Linked DNA regions of Homo sapiens: region 2 is linked to region 1. Evidence: chromatin loops called from intact Hi-C (ENCODE). Cell type or tissue: PC-3. All regions are shown on one strand. Links, peaks and the distances in the headings refer to the core of each region. The heading gives the core; the rest is flanking DNA.

What was found. Hi-C counts contacts between places; a loop is a spot of excess contacts. Peaks named below come from ENCODE experiments on the same cell type or tissue, not always from the same donor. Only the 100,000 strongest peaks of a DNase experiment are listed, where the experiment ranks them.
Region 2: a loop joins it to region 1, with 3 times the contacts of the local background. A loop is called at or near these places in 1 of 110 quality-filtered maps.

What each region holds. Positions count from the first base shown.
Region 1 is chr5:127,956,444-127,964,782 of GRCh38, reverse strand. SLC12A2-DT (SLC12A2 divergent transcript) reads left to right here. Exons shown (of 4, transcript NR_152813.1): 3 at 7,862-7,979. Among named protein-coding and RNA genes, the nearest start is that of SLC12A2-DT, 120 kb to the left of the region's middle. In PC-3, for the core only: no CTCF peak of the experiment used is centred there; a DNase peak (open chromatin) is centred at 5,222; H3K27ac peaks cover 2,088 bases.
Region 2 is chr5:128,160,532-128,168,870 of GRCh38, reverse strand. It overlaps SLC12A2 (solute carrier family 12 member 2), which reads right to left. Exons shown (of 27, transcript NM_001046.3): 17 at 7,071-7,211; 18 at 1,004-1,110. Among named protein-coding and RNA genes, the nearest start is that of SLC12A2, 81 kb to the right of the region's middle. In PC-3, for the core only: no CTCF peak of the experiment used is centred there; a DNase peak (open chromatin) is centred at 4,700; H3K27ac peaks cover 1,574 bases.

The DNA of each region.
Region 1 (8,339 bases), core at 3,839-6,338:
AGATATTCTGGTTATCTGTTCTTAGCTATAGATGTGAATCCTAGCCTGAATGAAAATCACTGCTCTTAGGCTGGGTGTGGTGGCTCATGCCTGTAATCCCAGCACTTTGGGAGGTCGAGGCAGGTGGATCACCTGAGGACAGGAGTTCAAGATCAGCCTGGCCAACATGGGGAAAACCCGTCTCTACTAAAAAGACAAAAAATGAGCCAAGCATGGTGGCGTGCACCTGTAATCCCAGCTACTCGGGAGGCTGAGGCAGGAGAATCACTTGAACCCGGGAGGTGGAGATTGGAGTGAGCCAAGATCGCGCCATTGCACTCCAGCCTGGGTGACAGAGCAAGACTCTGTCTCAAAAATTTAAAAAAATTCACTGTTCATGTGACACAGAAACAGGTTCTGATTACAGGAGCCCTGGGAGCTTATGTAGGGAAAGTATGAATGAGATCACAAATGCCAAGAGCTCCAGTCCCTCACAGTAACCATAGGTTGTAGTACTGCTCTGCTTCTCCAGCCTCAGCTACTCTGGAATTCTCTATGCCCCAACTTTCACTTTAGAGAAGTGTTCTCATGGCTTGAATCTGGAGTCGTAGCTCTAAGAAGTAACCACTGTCTTCATGACATCAGGGACATGAGTGGACACTGATGTAAATGTTTTGAAATCCTTTAATTAGTCAGCTTACTAACGGTCTTCATCCTGCTCTTTCCCCTAGTTCCCACTGGTTCTGCTCTTTGGATTATTTGGGGGCACAGTTGGGAAAACACACTCTGTTTGACCTTCTGTTTCTTCTATATGAGATCGTGGCTTCCTCAGCTTTCTTAGTTTCCACTTTCAATCTAGTCTGAATGACTCCATATCCTCTAGAAATTTGATCGGTGGCATCACTTTCGAATTTCCCACTCTATTACGGATTCACTTTTTATGTGTATGTATATGTGGCTTTCTGTCATCTTAATGGGATTTCTTTCCCCCACAGTAAACTTTTGTATTCAGTTAGCCAATGTGAACCGGAAAGCCAATTCTTTGTTTAGGACTTCAATATATAACCAGGACTTTTCCTTTTTATTGTTCCCTCTGTTGAAGGATTTAGAACAGATGTCTCAAATCAGGTCAGAAGTATTCTGAGCTATGCCCCAAACATGCTGTTTTTTGCTTCATGATTAGAGTCTCTTGCTGAGGCACATGTCAGATATCTTCTACTTCAGGGTAAGAACTTGGGGACCACGTTTATCTCAAAGGCTCAAACTTTGAGCATGTTTCTCAAAATCCACTTTGCATTTATCTCAGGAAGTATCAGAACCTTTATACAACAAGAACTCCTGGTTATCTTTTCATCCCAGAGTCTCCAAGGATATACAGATTAGGTCCCCTCAAATTCACTCATGGTTGTGTAACATTTCTCACCTTATCTAGACTTTTACACTGGTATTTCATTTGAGCCTCTTGATAATTTTCTTGTAGTTATAGAATATTATCCTCATTTGGCACATGAGGAAATTGATTCAGACAGGTTCTTTGCCAAATTATACAAATACAAAATGGAAAAGCCAGTTCATAAGCCCCAAAATTCTTTTTCTAAGTACCGTGTTTTGCTTCTATACCTCCTGTGGACTGCGGTATAGAAAGAAAGCTGAGGTGAGATCAATGTCCTTAGACCAAGATTGGTTTTAAATCTAGATATGTATCCTTGAGGCTAGACAGTAATTGAACTAGACTCTAGGAATTTGATTCAATATTTACTGAGAAGAGTATGTCTGCCGATGACAGATTAAGTTTTTATATTATTTTAAAAAGTCATAGAATTAGCTACTCATTAAAGAAGCTCCCCTGAGAAAAACATAGGAATTTCATGAATTATTTCTTTAAGATGCTTGGTGACCTGTATTAACTCCATTTTTCTGTCCAGGTTCACTTTAGTGTATGTATCAGTTATTTATTGCTGTTTAACAGGCCCCTTCCATGCCCCAAGCTTAGTAGTTTAACACAGCTGCCATTTATTATTGCTCCCAAATTTACCAGTCAGCTGGGTAGTTCTGCTGATCCATCCAGGCTTAGCTAATCTCTGCTGGGCTCACTCATGTGTCTGTGGTCAGCTTGAGGATTGACTGGAGGCTAGCTGTTGTATTCATGTGTTTGGTCATTGGCTGGCTTGCTACTGGCCAGGATGATGCCTCTTATCCAGCAGGACAACCCAGCTTTATTCATGTGGTGGCGTCCAAGCTGCAAGAGAGCAAGTGGAAGCAAGCCTTTTGAGCTCTAAGATTAGAAGTGGTACAATGTCACTTCTGCATTTCATTGGTCGAAATAATTCATAAAGCCAGTCCAGGTACAAAGAGTAGTGAGGGAGTTGCAAAGTCATATTGAAAGGGTCATGCATACAGAAAGAAGAATTGCCATCTTTTTTGCAAACAATCTATCATACCTGGCCTTTGTACATATGCCTCAGTTGCTATGAGTGTTGACTGCCAAAGGGTCACAGATGCCTCTGGCTATGAACTGACTTGTGTCACCTCAAAGTTCGTATGGTGAATCCCTAATCCCCAAAGTTACCATATCTGGATATAGAGTTTTCAGGAGGTAATTAAGGTTAAATGAGATCATAGAGGTCGGGTCCTAACTCAATAAGGCTGTGACTTTATACTGCGAGAAAGAGAATTTTTTTTCTTTCTCTCTCTGCCATGTGAGGATACAGCAAGAAGGCAGCAACCTGCAAGCCAGGAATCGGGCCCTCATAAGAAACCACCTGTGCTGGACCTTGATCTGAGACTTCTATTCTCAGAACCATGAGGAAATAGAGCCACCCAGTCTGTGCTATTTTGCTATGGCAGCCCAAGCTAACAAACACACCTCTCCACTTTTGAAGAATTACCCTGTGCTGAAGGGGACTGCCTTGCCCTAGAGATTATGCCCTCATCTTTCATGTGGGAGGAAGGAGGTGCAGCTCACAGCAAATGGCTCATGGATGTGGGAGTATAAAAGGCTGATCCTCAATAGGCAACAACGCTGTATGATTTAAGCCCCAGAGCCTTCCTATGGATCAAGGCAAGGCTAGGTTTTGTCTGAGACCACATCCTTGCTCTTTTATCCCTCTCTAGTCTTACTTTCGTCTCCCCTTTACAGGTTTTTCCTGATGAGGACTCTCTCAGTAATTCATAGGCACCCAATTCCCTGACTCAGGACCTATTTCAAGGGATCCCTACCAAGACAGATGTTTTATGATCATAGGATATTAAAAGACAGCACTTGTCATTAGTACATATTTATAAGCAGAGTTGCATATTTTAGCTTAGTTGCAGTCTCTGTGAAATTTCAAAATGCTATTTTACACTTTGATAAAAATAACAATGGTTATTAACATTTGCTGAGTGCTTACTAGGCTCTCTGCTGAGTATATAACATATGATCTCATTTAATCTTCACCATGACCATATGAGACAGCTACTCTCAGTTTTTATACTTTTAGTGTTTTCTAAATCATTTTGTATCTGGGATTTTGGTCTAGATTCTTTGCTGTAGCAACAAAAGACTTCTGGGCCTGCATAAAAATAGACTTTGGCACATGACATTCAGGAAACACCTGATAAGTGTCACAGACAAGACAAGTTGGCCTTTCTTCAACTTGAAAAATCAGGACTCTCTGGATTCATTATTGAACAGTGTTGAACAGAATGGTCTATGGAACATTCCTGTTCAAAACCCTAAATCTTTTCGGTGAAGTTAGCTGGTAATTGTGGTGTGCTACTTTGGTGTTTCAAAGTGCTTTGCTAAATAACACATTTGTGGGTCTAGGCATGTCCATATTAGTTTTTAAAAAGTTTTACCCTTTCAAGTTTTCACTAAGTAAGGTTCATTCATACAACAAACATGTCTTAAGTTTTCATCACTGCTTGTTAAGTAATTCTCTCAATCTCTCTCTCTTTCTATATATATATATATATGTGTGTGTGTGTATATGTGTGTGTGTGTGTGTGTGTGTGTGTGTGTTGTGGGCATCACAGGAAGATAAAAAATGAGTCGATATCAACTGTTGAAGTCAGTGAATCCCTAATTTCAGCAGCTGCAGCAGGAAATAGGAAATCTTATAAAGGGAGGGTCAAGGAACAGGCATCAATTCTTTGTTAGTTGCGTGGCAATGCTTTGTCTTTTTCAGTTTAGTGGAAATGGCCTCTGGCTCCAAGGGAAAATCCAGAAAGGAAGACCAGATAATACTGTGTTTGGCATGGTCCTAAGCCAGAAACCAAGGCTTAAAGGACTCTCCTCAATGTTACACAGCTAGGAAGTGGTGCAATCAGAAATTGAACATGGGTGCACCACTGCCAGCTGAAATAGCAGGAAATGAAAGAGTAAGCAACATGATGGATGTAAAGGGTGCTTCCTGGAGAGCAGCTCATATGGTGCAAAGTTTCTTCTACAATGAAAGCAAACTCCAACAGGTGGCATTCCATGTAGCTTTCATGATTCCACCTACCTGAACTAGATCCCTGTAAGTTTATTAAGGGGATTGTAGCTAGACTTATAAAATTAAATCAGTTACCCAGAAGTAGAACAGCCATTTGAAGAGAAGGAGAGCTTGAGAGACAGATGGAATGATGAATGTGTCTCTGAGTCTGGTTAGTTTGAAATGTCTGCTAAAACTGATGAGAAAATGCTAAGAGGCTTAAACTTTGGAGTTTTGTAAAGACAGGTTTCTCTGGAAAGTAAATAATAAAGACATAATTCTTTCAGTGAAAGAAACAGAGCCTAATTTAACGGGAGATTGGGTACCTTGTTCTGCAAGGAACCAGAGATTGAAGGCTGCCACTGGGCATTCTATGAATTCCCATGGAGTGGGGGTACTCACTGGCATTGAGCCCATGAGTGGCCCACCTGTTTGCACACCACATAGGAAGGATCCACATGGATAGCTTAAGTTCCCCAAAACCATTTGTTTTATCTAAAAGAAACACAGTCATCCCAGAGGCTTATGGATGTGCAGTTTAGTCTCACTTTTAAAGGATTTTTATGTATCCTTGTGTCTTTAAAGGCAAAACTAGCAAGTGCTTTTTACATCTGTCCAAGCTAATCTTTCCCTGCTTTAAGCAGGCAGACAGGAAATGCAGTTTGCCTCTATTACCTAACATGCACGAGGTATATAATACAGAGAAATAAGAAAAAAAAAAAGTGAGAGCATAAGGTAAACGGATTGGATGAGATCAAAAAAGGAAAATAGGAGCCTGGTGAGCAATCCTTGGCAGGGTGCCCAGAGCAGCTTCAGGAGAGGGACAGAGCCCAGCAAGAGCATTTCCTGCTTTGGGTTAAAAAAATAAATTCAACTATCCTCTATGAGGTGGTCTATTTATCCTGTGCAGCATTAGGTCATTAATTTGAAAATTACAGGTAGTAATAAAAGCAGCAGTTATTTTTTTAACACCTAGATGAATGGGCCTCTCCCTGCTTCACCCACTGCACACCTGGGTTATATTAATATTATCTGGTGTGTGGGTAGTTTCCCAGAAAATTTCAGCTTGCGTGAAAGCTTGAACAGCCTTGTTGCTTCTCTAAAACTTCTTATGTTTTCTATATCCTACTATTTCCCTCAGACCATAATCTTCAACAGAAACTAAAGGATAATCACCATATAGGCTAAGAAGAAGCATTTTTTTCATAATCATAATAATTGCTGGAATTAACAAAATCCTAAATTGTCTTCTGTCATTGCATACCCGAGTGGCTTCATGTTTTGCCTGCCTTTCAGTAGTCATCAGTTTCCCTCATCCACAGGACTTTGGAAGCTTCCTAAGTACGGCTTGCTATCATTCCACCTGGCCTTTCTTCAGGAAGTGGATGAGTCTGGCTTTCTCTTTTCACATTGCCTTGGACTTAGGGGAATTTGCCTTAGATGTCTAGCTATGTGACTATAAACTGTTTCCCATGTCAGAGCTTCCTGATGCTTATACAACATATCAGACCACAGTCTTTGAACTCTGGGCAGGTGTATGGTTTTACAGTGCAATATTTTAAGAGAATTTGTTTTAATCTTCTAGCTAAGCCTCTTTATACAAACAGGGCTGCCAAGAGCACAAATGCAATTCACTTACAAGTTGTTTGTCTAGTTAACAGTAAGTACGCAAATCAGTTTCCTGTTCACACAAAGGATTTTCTTGTGTTTGAAATCTTTGACCAACAGTACGTTGGCTTGGATTTTTACGGAGAATTCACAATGTTAATTATCTATAGTGCTCTGTGCACCAGGATGTGAGGTGACTTAGTAAGCCGCTGGTTAGTACCAAACAAGTATATTGCCTGAGTTTTTGAAAAGGACCTTTGTGTGCATAGTGGGGAGGCACCACAAAGGGCCCACATGGAAACAGAGGTTCAGCATGCAGTGAAAGGTATCAGGAAGTTGGAAGACAGCACAGAGGAAGGGAAAAGGAAAGCTTTATTGTAAGGATAAAACTAAGACAAGAGATTACAAATCATTAATTTTTTCTCAGGGTTTTTGTTCAAGGTTTTCCTCTTATGCTTCTTTTCTTGCATGTGTTTCTTCAAGAAAAATGAAGGCATTCGCATCAATAAGCATTTTCAAAGAGACTCTTGACTTTCAAAGAGAGTCTTGAGTCTTAATGCAATAGGACTGCATTATCATTAAAAGACAAGTTGTATGCAGCATCAGTAACAGAAGCCCAGCATCCAGAGCCATATGGGAGCATTGCTAATATGTACAGTACAACACAGAGATACTTAACTGTAGGAGCATAACCTCCCCCCACCCATGTATGCATTTATGTACTTTATTCTCATTGCCAAGCTCTTTAAATTTTTTCTCTTCACTTATTTACCTAAGGCTGTTTCCCTTCAGCCCAGAGAAGTTAGACATAACTTGCACATTGCCCTGGGGAAAGAAAGATGCTATGCAACTGGAATAACAAAGTTAGCATAGTCTTGATTCTTAAGTTCAAAACTGCTGGTTTAGAAGGAAGACAGAAAAAAATCAGAAGCATCCCTTATAGAACTAGTATCTCTCATGGTCAAATCTGGGAAATGGGAATATGATGGAACCCTTTCTGTGTGTGCATTTTGGAAAATAGAGTGAAACTTATAACCATGGTTTGAACTAGGCAATAGCAATTCTCAGGGAAATGATCCTTTCTCTCATGCCACCCTGATATGGCAGCTGACAGGTATAGATGAGAACTGGTGACACAGTGGATCCAGGCAGGAGAGGGCCAGAAAGAGTCTCCTCAGTTTTATGTGCTCTTGAAGTCGTGGGCAAAGGCATGTGAAAAGTTCCCCAATCCCCTAGAGCAGGTCACTGATCCAAGCTGAGGAGAACCACTGTGCTACATAGGTCTTGTTGTGGCAGGAATGAGATGTTGCATTGTTAGCAGGGGGTTGAAGCTACTTGCTAGCAGATGGATGCCAGGATGCTACGTGGGAGCCAGGCCAAGGTCTGCAGCTCCTCCAGCCACTGTGGGAATAAGCAGCACACTTTGTCTCTGCCCAGGACCAGACAGGATGAGTCACACCTGGAGCAGGAGGCCAGCATGGGCCTGACACAGATATGGACATCTGCTGCCCACTGCTGCAGGGGTGCCATCTGCTTACATTCTTTCACAGCTTAATAGTGTCAACCCCAGGAGGAGGATACATAAAAACAATTCGTAACAGGCTGAGTTTTTTTTTCTACTAAATTTTATATTTGAGATAATTGTCGATTCACTTGCAGTAAGAAATAATACAGAGAGATCCAGGTACCATTTACCCAGTATTCCCTAGTGGTAACAGTTTACAAAACAATGTAAACCACAGCCAGGATATTGTCAAGGTGTAGAACATTTCCATCAACAGAAGGAACTTCATGTTGCCCTTTTTTTTTTTTTTCAGATGGAATCTTGCTCTCTTGCTCAGACTGGAGTGCAGTGGCATGACCTTGGCTCACTGCAACCTCACCTCTCGGGTTCAAGCGATTCTGCCTCAGCCTCTCGAGTAGCTGGGACTACAGGTATGTGCCACCAAGTCCAGCTAACTTTTGTATTTTTAGTACAGACAGGGTTTCACCATATTGGCCAGGCCGGTCTCGAACTCCTGACCTCATGACCCACCTGCCTCAGCCTCTCAAAGTGCTGGGATTACAGGCATGAGCCACCGCGCCTGGCCCATGTTGCCCTTTTATAAACATACCTGCTTCCCTCTCCAGCACTTACAGCTGGCAACCCCTAATCTGTCCTCTATTTCTATAATTTTGCTTTTCTGAGAAAGTCTTTATTTCTTCTTCACTTTTGAAGAATAACTTTGCTGATATAAAATCCTAGGTTGGTGATTTCCCTTGTTCCTCTATAGGTAAGGTATCTTTTCCTCCTGT
Region 2 (8,339 bases), core at 3,686-6,185, 200 kb before region 1:
AATGAGCCAGGCTTGTTAGGAACTGGGTGGGCTGCACAGCAGAAGGTGAGCCATGGGCAGGTGAGCATTACCACCTGAAGTACACCTCATCAGATCAGCAGCGGCACCAATTGCTCAAAGGAGTGCAAACTTTATTATGAACTGCGCATGTGAGGAATCTAGGTTGTGCGCTCCTTATGAGAATTTAATGCCTGATGATCGTCAATTGTCTCCCATCACCCCCAGACGGGACTGCCTAGTTGGAGAAAAACAAGCTCAGGACTCCCACTGAGTCTACATTACGGTGAATATGTAATAATAATATAAATAAAGTCCACAATAAATGTAATGCGCTTGAATCATCCTGAAACCACAGACCCCACCACTACCCATGTCTGTGGAAAAATTGTCTTCCATGAAACTGGTCCCTGGTGCCAAAAAGGTTGGGGACTGCTGCACTAGACAACGCAAAAAACGGAAGTTACAGTGAACTCAAACTTAACTCTTCATAGTGGTAGAAAAACAAAACATATAAGTACATTTAAATAAAAGAAATGTAAATAACTTAATGAATGAACCAAATGATTAACTGCAAAATTTGTTTGGAAGGGGAACAAGCCTAAACAGCGATAAAACACTCTTCCTCAGCACATTATAATGACATAGTTTAGGAGGTGATGGGTCTGACATTTGGGAACTCTGCTCAGCAACAGCTGGAGGGATAGGAAAAAGTTTACAAACTTAAATGAGAAGCCAGAGTGTATACATATATACATATACATACATATATGTGTGTGTGTGTGTATATATATATATATGCATGTATGTAAAGAGACATATAAAGATCAATAAAAAATTGTTAATAGATTATCAATTTAAAACCCAGATGCTTTGTGTGATTCTTTTCGTTCTTATATTTCCATTACAAGAGACTATATGAGAAACAGTCTCCAAAAATTAGGACAAGCTTTCAAAATTAACATTTTCTAAATGAACTAAATTATTGAATTAAAAAGATACTTACTGAAATAAGTTTATATACATATCCACATCCCTCATATCTGCTTGCAACCAATCTTTCTTAAATCCAAGGACAAGTGTGTTTGGCTTCATACGACCAAGACCAGCAGCCTAAAATATAGGGTCAATATAACTTTACAGATATATTATTTTCAACAAAATGTTTTCTGAAGTGATAAAACTGTCCTCCAAATTGACAGCTTCTATAGACACTCTTAACAAAAATTCTTCAGCATTCCATATTCATATTTACTTATAAATTACATATACTATTCCATTGATATTACTTAAAATTAAACATACACAAAAATATAATTTAAAAATAAAACACTTGAAAAATTCTAAATGTACATATTTTTGTACTTTTATGATCTACCAAAATTTTCATATTTTTACTAAGAGAAAGAGAATATAATCTTTTTAAAAATTATAATACAGTGGCATTCTCATTTATATATTGTGATAACAGCCATTAAAAACTATAAACAAAAGTCCAAATGAATGCAGTTCTGAATCACATCAATACTAAAATCTGAATTTGTTCTACCAATCATGCAAAAGTTTTTGCTGACATCTGGCTAGTTAATTTCCTTCCTCAGTTATTCCATCAATTTTTCTTGCAACCTCATCAGGATTTGCAACTCAGTATGTTTAACAATAGGGAATTGGTTTCAGGGTCTCCCTTCAGCCCTTCCAGGATACCAAAATCTGCAAATGCTCAAGTCCCTTATATAAAATGGCATAGTATTTGCATATAAACAACACATAACCCCCCTTATTCTATAAATCATCTCAAGATTACTCATAATAGCTAATACAATATAAAGTTATATTGTATTTTTAAAATTTGTATTATTTTTATTGTTGTATTATTATTTTTTCAAATAATTTCAAGCCATGGTTGGTTGAATCTTTAGATGTGGAACCTGCAGACACAGAGGGCCAAAGTATCCCCCAAAATTCACTCAATCTAAGATTTTTAAACACATTAGAAAATTCTATTTCCAAGATTGTGTGCACACACAAGTTTTAGTATTTTATTGTAGCAAAAGATAAATAAAAAAAATTGTCATTTTAACCATTTTTAAGTGTACAATTCAATAGTATTAATTATATTCACAATGTTATATAAGCAACACTACTATCTATTTCTAAACATTTTTCATCACCCCAAACAGAAATTCTATAACCCTTAATAATCACCCATCCCCTTCTCCCTCCAACCCTTGGTAATATGTACTTCCGTCTCTATGAATCTGCCTATTCTAGATATTGCATGAGTGAAACAACAGTATATATTCTTGACATAATGTCTTCAAGGTTAATCCATGTTGTAGAACTTCATTCCTTTTTATGGCTGAATAATATTCCATTTCATACACACACACAAACACACACACACACACACACATTTGTTTATCCATTCATCTGTTGGGAGACGCTTTTGTTTTTATCTTTTGGCTATTGTGAATAAAACAGCAACGAATATTTTTTATCCATCCCTTTTATTGCTCATGCTTTTGGTGTCGTATCTAAGAATCCACTAACAAATCCAATGCTATTAAGTCTTACTGCTGTTTTCTTCTAAGAGTTTTACGGGTTTTGCTCTCATATTTATGTCACTAATTTAACTTTTATATATAGTGTGAGGTCACACATAGGATTATTTGTGACATATGTCATTTTTTGAAAAAAAAATTAATTCAAATATTTATCAAGTGTTGACCTGCCACTCGGGATAATTAGGACAGAAGAAATATCCCTAACTCTGTAAAGTTTACATCTGTTTTCAAAGTGTTCCATCCATATACAGACTTCTTTCAAGAAGTAAATTTTCCCCCCATTCAATACTAAAAGGACCTTTGACTTGGAGAGGCAGATAAAAATATTCATTTTAGTTTTTTAAAACTATCTTAACCACACAGCATATTTTTAACTGGGGGGGGGGGGGGGAGGTAAAAGAAAACCAAGAATATCTTTAGGTTGATAGCTTTTTAAAGAACTAAGCCATAAGATAACCAGTACCTTCTTAATGGTGCAAAATACTGTCAGGGTCACTCACAGAAATTTGTTACAATCCTATAATAATTAAAAGGTTTTATTTTTATAAAGTTAACAATAACAACTTGCTGTACTCTGTATACTTACATTTTCAATTTTGTTACTGCAATAACTTTCCCTTGAATGACTGAAACTTCACATCTATCACTCTCATCCCTAAATCCTTTGCAAATTCCAATCAAAGTAGCTATTCAGTCAAAGGTTATGTTTTCAGTGTCCAAATAACAATATGTTTATCAGTGGAGTAATTAGCTACTGAAAATATGTTTTCTCTGGAACATACTTCTTTACTAAGTGATCGGAAATGAGTTCTTCATGGATTACATAATTGAAATCTATTTAGCAAAATGCAGTCATCTGAAGCTTATTGCACGAATTTCAAACATTCCCACTGTGTTATTTCTTCAAATCTTTAACAATGTTTTCTGTGCATCTTAAGCCAAAATTTGCTGACCAAAAAAACGTATTTAGTTTTGCTATTTAAATATGAAGGTTTAAAATTGAGTTGACAATCAGGTGGCTATTGCCTTACAAAAAATTTAAAGGGAAAAGGAAATACAAATATACAAAACAAGAAAATTAGCAATGCTAATGTCCTTTGCTCAAAGAGGTCTCTAAGCAAGCTATTTATTGATAAGATTGTCTCTTTTTTAAAATAGTGAAGTCTTAGGCTGGGCATGGATGCTCATGCCGATAATCCCAGCACTTTGAGAGGCTGAGGTAGGAGGATTGTTCAAGCTCAGAGTTCAAGACCAGCCTGAGCAACATGGTGAAACCTCATCTCTACAAAAAATACAAAAACTAGCCAGCCATGGTAGCGCACGCCTATGGTCCCAGCTACTCAGGAGGCTGAGGTGGGAGGATCACTTGAGCCCAGGAGGTCAAGGCTGCAGTCAGCTACAGCTACTGCACTCCAACCTGGGAGACAGAGTGAGATTCTGTCTCCAAAAAAAAAAAAAAAAACAAAACAGTTTTGTTGTGGAAGCTAGATACTTAATTGCTAGTTTAATGATAAATAGATGCTTAAGATTATAATTAGTAACTAGAAAGATGAGGGGACAGGGAAAAATTGAGGGTAAGTCCAGTAAAACAAATAACATCTAAAAACAGCATCTCTACAACTATACAAAAAGTCACTGTACAAACAAATTAATGTACAAAATTCTTTTGCCAAAGGTAATAAACAACTAAAAGACATTTGACACTTTGTGTAACAGGTTTCCCAAAGGTAGAAAGGAAAGAGAAATACTCTCAGCAGCAATTCACACTAAAAATTTCAGTTACTAGTTGTACAGAGGCAACCGGCACCTATTTGTAATAATATTTCATATAGTTCCTCAGACAGCTCTGCTAGAAAGTCAGTCTCCTAAGTATTTTTCTCAAAACAATACTCTTCTATTTATCCTAAAACTTTGCCCCACACTGATAGAGTTGTCATGGTCCACTGCAGTGAATATATTAGGTGGATGAAAGTAATCTGGAGGATGAATTCTAGCTCCTGCCAAATTTACAGAAGAATCATTTACACCACAGAGACTTTCTAGAGCAGTGATTCTTAAAGTATAGTCCCTGAACTGAATCAGCAGCATCACCTCAAACTCTGTTGGAAGTGCAAACGCTGGGCCCTCACCCCAGATCTGATTCATTCTGGGGTGGGGCCTAACAATCTGTGTTTTAACAAGTCTACTAGATGATTCTGACGCATGCTGAAGTTTAATGACCACTGCTCTAAGGAAAATTTTTCATTCATTTCCTTCCTAAAATTTATTGTTTGTATAAATTGGCTATCAGAATGTTCCTATAAATTATATAAAGGAAGCAAGATTTACCTACTAGAAATAACCATATGACCCAGTGTAGCATTCTACCTAAAATATTTCAATATTTCACATACAAAAATAAAGTATAAATAATAAACATTCATGTATCTACCGCGCCGTTAAGAAACATGAGAAACACAGTAAAGCCTCCACTGTATCTTCATGTTCTCTTTGCATTTTTACTATGTATTCTATTACTTAGAAATGCATACATATAAAATTTACTACATTTTTAAAATATTTAAATCTTCATATTGTTCATATACTTTTTAAAACTTGCTATTTTTCCTAAGCACTGTTTCTGAGGTGTATCCATGTTGATATATATAGCTCCTCTTCACCACTGTATAGAATTCTACCATACATTTGTACTACATTTTCATTTCTGTGATTGATGGTTGTTACTTCCGATTCTTTTTCACTATTACAAATGACGTTGCCATGAAGTTTCTTTTTTTTTTTGAGATGGGGTCTCGCTCTATCGCCCAAACTGGAGTGCGGTGGCATGATCTTGGCTCACTGCAACCTCTGCCTCAGGGGTTCAAGTGATTCTCCTGCCTCAGCCTCCCAGGTAGCTGAGATTACAGGTGCGTGCCACCACAACTGACTAACTTTTGTATTTTTAGTAGAGACAGGGTTTCACCATGTTGGCCAGGCTGGTCTTGAACTCCTGACCTCAGGTGATCCACCTGTCACAGTCTCCCAAAGTGCTAAGATTACAGGAGTGAGCCACTGTGCCCGGCCTGAAGTTTCATATAGCCTTCTTCACACGTGCAAAAGTTCCTGTGAGATGCACACCTAAGAAGAGAGTGTCCTAGAATATTCAAACCAAATTTGCAGGACATTTTGCCAGGTTGCTTTCCTATTTTGGACAGCGTTGTTGTCCAATCTACATTACCACAGCAGTTCAAAGATTTCCAATTGCTCTATGTCAGGGGTGTCCAATCTTTTGGCTTCTCTGGGCCACACTGGAAGAAGAATTGTCTTGAGCCACACACAGAATACACTAACACTAATGATAGCTGATCAGCTTAAAAAAAAAACTCACAAAAATAGCTCATAATGTTTTAAGAAAATTTACGAATTTGTGTTAGGCCGCATTCAAAGCCATCCTGGGCCATATGTAGTCCACGGGTTGGACCAGCTTGCTCTATGCCATTTCTAACACTCTGTATTGGCAGACTTAATTTTGGGTCAGTCTAATGGATATGGAATAAGAGTATATTGTGCTTTTAATTTTTATTTCTGTCATTTAGTTTTCCTCTCTGTTCATATCTTTCGCTTTTTTTCTGTTACTGACATGGTATTTCTGTCTGTACTCTGGACCATATCTTTTGTTGATTACATGTTAGGATCACCATCTTCCCTTGGTCTATGCTTCCTTTATTTATTTTCATGTTTTCTTTAGAATCTCAAAATTTTAAACTACAAAACTACTGAACTCAACTTTTGGTGCCTCATTCTTCCCTAGCTAAAGGTCATAAAATTGTTTTAGAATTTTTTCTAAAAACAAAACAAATTTGCCTTTTAAATTTAGGTATTTAATCCATCTGGAGATGTGTTTTGTGTGGTTTTTATAAGGATCTAGTATTTTTTTTCATGTTAATAATGATTTATTCTGGCCCATGCTTTCAATAGCACCTTTGTCATATATGTTAAGTTTCTGATACGGGTAGCTCTATTTCCTCTGTTTTGTGCCATTCGTCTAACTGTCTATCGCTATATTCAACACCACAATGTCTTAATTACTACAGTTTTTTGACAGGGCTTTCTTTCCTATAAAGCAAGCCTACCTTGTCCCTTCTTCCTAGATTGCCTTGGCTATTCTTAACCCTGTGCTTATCAAGTTCTAAGAAACACACAACAGAAACGGATCAGAAGACAATACTCTGAGCCTCCCACCTCTACTTTAACAAAGTAGCTCCACAATTACACAATTAACACAGAACAACACAACATTTCTACTGTCCCTTTAATTCTGAATTATACAAATCCAAGTAGTTTACTTTCAGTGTCTCATGCTTTACTGACTGAACTAGCCAGGTGAGCCAAAGTAGTTTACTTTAATAAAGACATAAAAAAAGATTTGCCATTTTTATTAGTATGAAGAATGAAATCTAGAATTAAAAAGTTTTAAAAAGCTTATACAAATCTAAAATGTAGGCATTTGAAAAGCATTAACAAAGTTACCTGCATCAAATACTGTGCACCTTCTCTCAAGTCATCTGCATGTACTGGAGCATAAAATGCCTTCATTTTGTTCTTAATAAGCCATCGCTGATATTTGGCTTGATCGATGGACATCTCTTTCATGGCTTGTCTTCGAGGACCCTTTGAATAAAAATATTAATAATATATTTAATTAAAAGGTAAGCAACTTCACATTTATACAAATGATTCATCCTGTTATACTGGCTTGAAACAGGTGACTAAATGTAGGGTCAGAAGTATAATAATAGCATTTTATTTCCATGTAGTCTTTTTAATACATAAGATTACAAAAAGGTAGAGGTGATGGAATAGCTAAGGCACAGGGATGCCAGTAGAAAGAATAAGAGAAGAAACACAGACTTACAAATAAATTAAAAGTTTCCATTCTAAGTAAAGAGGTTAGAAGCTATCAAAAATGAAGAGATTATACAGAGTAAAATAACCACCTTCTATTTTTCTACAGAAAGTTTCCCTAGTTTTGTTTTTGTTACTCCCAAATGTCTGTGTTATTAATTCTAACTTGAGAATATCACTGAAAATCAAAGTGAGCTATAAAATATTAATGCATTTTTCTTTAAAATTCTGTTAAAGGATGAAATAACAGGAGAAACTAAATGAACTTTGTTAACTCATAACTCTTATTTTGATCCTTGCAAGCAATACACAAAATGTGTTATACACAAATATATAAAACAAAAATCTAAAAATAAGCTTAAGAGTACACACCCTAAATGTAAATAAGTAAAAATATAATTTACCTTTTGTAGTGGGGAAATTGTCTCATTTGTAAATGTCTTATGCTCAAGGCTTGATTTAGCTGATCAGCTCAGAGACAAACTAGAAAACTCCACAAGTCCCAAGTGGGGTCAGTGTCTCCAAGTATCCTTCTACCACCCTACATACACGCACTCTCACACACACACACACACACACACAAACACACACCCCTTGACTTTGCCACTGTATAAGCAGAACAATTAGCTGGGGATGAGACATGAGGTATACAATATACACTTCTAGAATCAAGACAAGATGAAGAACAGAAATTGAGAGAGAAGCTGATCCAACAAATACCCCTATTTCTTATGCAGCACAGGTAAGCCATCATCCAGTCTGTTCTTAATAAACACAATGCCAAAAAACTAAAAACTACTTTCGGATTAAAAAAGGTTCATTATTTTTAATAGTTTTCTTCTGGCTAAAACAAAAAAGAATTGGCAACTAAGTGTTTGAACTTAGAAATTCAGC